Regions from separate parts of the Homo sapiens genome. Here region 2 is linked to region 1. A link is a contact called in ENCODE Hi-C or POLR2A ChIA-PET data. All regions are on one chromosome and are shown on one strand. Each heading gives the region's core, a stretch centred on a gene start or an enhancer-like site at or near the end of the contact. The rest is flanking DNA. Distances are from core to core; before and after follow the strand shown. Region 1 has its middle 110 kb from the start of FAM171A1. Region 2 overlaps ITGA8 (integrin subunit alpha 8).

Region 1 (2,508 bases), core at 5-2,504:
GGAGTGCAGTGGTGTGATCTTGGCTCACTGCAACCTCCACCTCCCAGGTTCAAGCAATTCTCCTGCCTCAGCCTCCCGAGAAGCTTTGGGACTACAGGCATGCGCCACCATGCCCAGCTAATATTTGTATTTTTAGTAGAGATGGAGTTTCACCATGTTGGCCAAGCCGGTCTTGCACTCCTGGTCTCAGATGATCCACCTGCCTCTGCCTCCCAAAGTGCTGGGATTACAGGCATGAGCCACCATGCCCGGCCTCTCATGAAGTCTTTACAGAAAATTCTCCCTCCTCCCAGAGTGTGAATCATGGGGCATTTTGATGTTATCTCGTATTTGCCTTTATCTGCCTGATAGTTAATCAATTATGCAGATATCTTGTTTTCCTCCCTTGTCATCCTCCTAATGGAGGCTGGACCTAATGGCAAGGACCACATGGCCACATCATACCCCTTTCCACATTTTTTGCAGTCCCCACCAGAGTCTCCTGTGCACAGTAGATATCTAAATAGTTGAAATAAAGAAAACAAATAGTTTTCCCCCTCTTTCCTCTCTTAGATTTTTGCCTTCCCATCTTTTATAAATATTTCTTGCTCCAGAAGAAACCAAAAGAGTTGGAAGGAATGCCTTCCAACTTCCAACAAAAGAGTTTTGGAATGCCTGCAGGAGATTTTCTTAATCTTCAAACTGGCTGATAACACCACAGGAAACTATCTTAAGGAAAACATAGTGATGAAACAGTAGGGTCCTATTACCACTTCCCTGCTATACTGGCAAAGCAGTACGAGAATAATTTCCAGTGGAATGTCTTCCAAGTGTATATAAATAGTCATGGTCAGCTTGGTGAAAGTGTGTTTCCAAGATGAACTGATAAACTAAGCGAGATAAACGAGGTCAAGTGGACAAGATGGATTGCCTGGTACTTTTATAGAAGGAGTTTGCACATTTGGCCAGAAAGCAATTGCATGAGAGCTCAGATTCTCTGCGGATCTACCTCATTTTAGGGAGCATAATGGAAAATCTTTAATCTTGAAATAATAATAAATCACAAAAAATAAATAAATTGGGGGGAGGATTGTTTACAGAACTAACATATTCTTAAATCCACACTAGGTTATGGAAGGGCATAAACATATATTCAAGCAAGAAATCAGGCTGATCTTGGGTACAAATGAGTCAACCCAACACTCTCCACCATGTAGTGCTTTGGCCATTGCAGTGACACAGTGGGGCCCTTCCAGGAGTTATTCATCCTCTCAACTACTCCATAGACCAAACCAAAATTGCACAACGTGTGTTGGCTGAAACACTAATTCCTTTCCAAAAAAAGAGAGATTCTGAGGTCAAATACATTTAGAAAATGATTAATGTTATAACATTTCTTGAAGAGTCACGTTGCACTTTGGCATAATGAAAGCTCCAAAAATGCCTACTATAAATAAACTTTCACTTCCTTTAAACATATGTTTTCCCAACTTATTTTAGCATGGGACCTTTTGAGGGGAGTAAATGTCAGACCTAGTAACACCAGGTTGAAATAGAGTTCCCGAAAACCACCGAGTAAACTCAGCACCTTACCATCTCTGTTTTTCCTTCCTTCCTCTGAACTTCACTTCTTCCTTTTGAAATTCATGGCTGGGGATGGTAGCTCATGCCTGCAATCCTAGCACTTTGGGATGCCGAGGTGGGAGGATCACCTGAGGTCCAGAGATCATGACCAGCCTGGCCAACTTGGTGAAATGCTGTCTCTACTAAAAATACAAAAATTAGCCAGGTATGGTGGCACATGCCTGTAATCCCAGCTACTTGGGAGGCTGAGGCAGGAGAATCACTTGCTACTATACTTTTACCTGGGAGGCAGACGTTGTAGTGAGCCAAGATCGCACCACTGCCCTCCAGCCTGGGCAACAAGAGTGACACTTTGTCTCAAAAGAAATAAGTAAATAAAATAAATCCAATAGCCACATTGCTCATTTCATCAGAACCCAGAGAAGTAACTAGAAAACGTCAAGGAATAATTTAAGTCATCTGAAATTGCTAATGGGTAATTTGTATTACCTCCCTGGGTAATTTCTGTTTTTACTGAAGCCTTCTGAAACAGAATGGCTTAATTCAAAGGAATGGTGCATATACCAAGAAACTTATGCCTAAAAGTAGCAGAAGAGTCACTTCCTCTTTCCACGCCTAGGGTCATGACTAGGAAAATGAAGGGAAATCACTCCTTTTCCCCCTCCCATCCAAACAACTGCAACGACAATGAAATGTCCTGCTCAACTTTTGTGTAAACTTTGTGCCAAGAGTCACCCCTCATCTTTACCCAGCTCATTTCTCATGGTTCAAGAATCAAAATAAATGTTGCTTCCTCCTCCCAACTCCTAAACTAATATTAAAAAATCAGCTCTCCCCTTTCAGAAAACCCAGGACTGGCGAGGCACGGTGGCTCACGCCTGTAATCCCAGCACTCTGGGAGGCCAAGGTGGGTGGATCACGAGGTCAGGAGATCGAGACCATCCT
Region 2 (2,508 bases), core at 4-2,503, 86 kb before region 1:
TTTGGGCAAACAATTTTGTGTCCTCCAAGTATAGGATTCACGTGTTAAAAAATGTTCATCTCTTTATGAGATGTGGCCTTTCTTGCCTTGAGATCTGCTGATGGAAACAGAAGGAGCTCAGCTTTGAAACACGCACTCGAAATGAACTGTGGTGATCATGGGCCCGCCTTGGCACTTGATGGATGGACATTCTTCCAGAGGGTGAAAGAGAGTACATCACATATGGTTGCAATTGACAGTCAGTAGTCAAGAAAGCGGAGGCAGATTTCAATGTAAAGAGACAGTCACTAAGTTTTGAAGGCATAAAATCAAAATTAAAATTTCTAGCGCTATGATTAAATTAACATAAATTTAAAACCAGCATCACAGTTATCAGACAAGGGTAGTATGGTCTTCAACTGAGGAAATCCACTCTTAGAGCTTCACAGATTGAAGAGTTTTCTCTAAACACCAGCCCATGATGCTTTCAGAGTGCTTCTTGCCATATCGACTTTGAATTTTCTTATTTTCCATAGTCATAGTCCAGATGACTTAAAACCAATAATACATGCTTTCTAAAATGGGTATAGAGTATATGGAGTTTGATTTTATCTCTCTGCCTTCTGCTGGGTCATTAGATAACATGTCACTTGTTTACAGCTGCACAATATTGGACCAAGTACCATCAGTGACACCATCCTGGAGGTGGGCTGGCCTTTCTCTGCCCGGGATGAATTTCTTCTCTATATTTTCCATATTCAAACTCTGGGACCTCTGCAGTGCCAACCAAATCCTAATATCAATCCACAGGATATAAAGGTAGGAGTCTGGTCTAATCAGTGGCTTTGTTGATTTTATTTTTATGGTATGAAAAAAATACAAACTGGGCTTGTTTAAAAAAGAAGAGTGAAATCGTTTTAAGTTGCTTCAGTGATCATTGATCAGAACTTTTCATTTTATAGTTAAAACACCAAGCCTAATTTAAAATATCCCTTCTAGCAAATTTAAATTTCTTTTTGTTTTGTTGCTTATGGTGACTTGTCATTTATTTCACCCATTTTAATAGGCACCTTTTATTTTTGGCTCAATTAGCAGCACATCCAAACCAAAATCATAAATAGACATATCACATCTGGGAGAATTAGTATAAAATGCTATTTTTAAAGTCTTTTTGGTCTATTGCCAAATTTCGTAAGGATCTTTGCCAAAAGAGGCTCTTCCAGCTGCAGCCCATAGCAAGTGGTGAACCGTGGCAATTTGCCAAGGGCCATGAGAACTCCCAGAAAGGAATGTTCTGGACCCTATTCTTTAATTGAAGCTTAAAGCCTAGAGCCGTGCTTTTCAAACTTCCTCTGAATCACCTGGCTGTCTGTTAAAATGCAGGGGCTGGGGTTGGACCTGAGATTCTGCCTCTCTGCAAGCACCCACCTCCTGTGCCTGATGCCAGTCTGTGGGCCTGACTTTCACAAACAAGGAGTAAGGAGCTGATCCCATCCAGATTAACATCCAAATTTGGCTTTCATGTTTTTCTGTGAAAGAAAGAAATTAATTAGCATAAGCCCTTGAAAATGCCACATTTGTATAAAGAAAAACAAAAGACAACAACATCTTGTAGTCAGATATTGTCCTTAGGAGATAACTTCATGTAAGAACGAACGTTCTCCTAGTAGCTACCAGGACACAGTGTCTCTATTAAAAATGGCGCAGCGCAGGCTTCATGGAATACCCACGCCACCAGCCAAGACAGAGCAGGTCTGCCCCTACCTCAGCCAGTGACACTGGGTCATTGCTCATTCTGAAAGGCATTCTTTTTCAACCCAACATGCCTCCTATTCAAAGGGAAGACTAAAGGGGGTTCATTAGTAAAGGACTTATGAGACAACAGCCTCCTCCTTTATGTAGAAATTATACATAAGGCCACTTGTGTTACACAAGATTCTTTAAAATATTTCCTTCCTGGAATTTTTTTTTCTCATTTCCTCTTTGCTCTTCATTGAGATGATTTTAAATTCTTTAAGGACAGTAGCTTATTATAAAATAACATCTGCAAATGCAAATGTATAACATTTAAATAATTAACACTTTTACATATCCTGCATTGCATTTAACATGTACTTTCAGTCATAGATTCTTTGAGCACATGATTCTGCAGAGACCTCTAACTCTTTTTGAGTGTAATGTTTAGTTTATATCTGACACTATTTATATATGTTTGTATATATTATGTAACTGGTTTAATGTACACCATGTTGGTTGTGAGTTATTTGTTTTTTTGTGGCATACTGTGACTACGATAGTATTAATAGATGACTTGTCTTAAATGTTGACAGATTCTTGCAAACCAAGCCATAGTATATACTAAGCACCTGGTGTTCCCTACTCCCCACTTATTCTCTTTTTTTTTTTTTTTTTTTTTTTTGAGATGGAGTTTCGCTATTGTTGCCCAAGCTGGAGTGCAATGGCGCCATCTCGGCTCACTGCAACCTCCACTTCCTGTGTTCAAGCAATTCTCCTGCCTCAGCCTCCCAA

What was found. A loop is a pair of places that touch in the nucleus more often than their neighbours do. ChIA-PET counts read pairs that join two places held with the same protein, here RNA polymerase II (POLR2A). Pooled maps may share reads with other maps.
Region 2: a map of aorta shows a loop between it and region 1 (2.9-fold over the local background). The contact joins two enhancer-like sites. A Hi-C loop is called at or near these places in 3 of 168 maps with a recorded cell type or tissue (aorta, heart right ventricle and sciatic nerve) and 1 of 50 pooled maps. POLR2A ChIA-PET finds 5 or more read pairs at or near these places in 1 of 52 experiments (AG04449).

The regions. Positions count from the first base shown.
Region 1 is chr10:15,484,882-15,487,389 of GRCh38, reverse strand. No RefSeq gene overlaps it. Among named protein-coding and RNA genes, the nearest start is that of FAM171A1, 110 kb to the right of the region's middle. Within about 2 kb of position 1,254, at least 2 of the 41 ENCODE cell types and tissues checked have a DNase peak (open chromatin) inside an H3K27ac peak, as active enhancers do.
Region 2 is chr10:15,570,501-15,573,008 of GRCh38, reverse strand. It overlaps ITGA8 (integrin subunit alpha 8), which reads left to right. Exons shown (of 30, transcript NM_003638.3): 25 at 640-798. Among named protein-coding and RNA genes, the nearest start is that of ITGA8, 150 kb to the left of the region's middle. Within about 2 kb of position 1,253, at least 2 of the 41 ENCODE cell types and tissues checked have a DNase peak (open chromatin) inside an H3K27ac peak, as active enhancers do.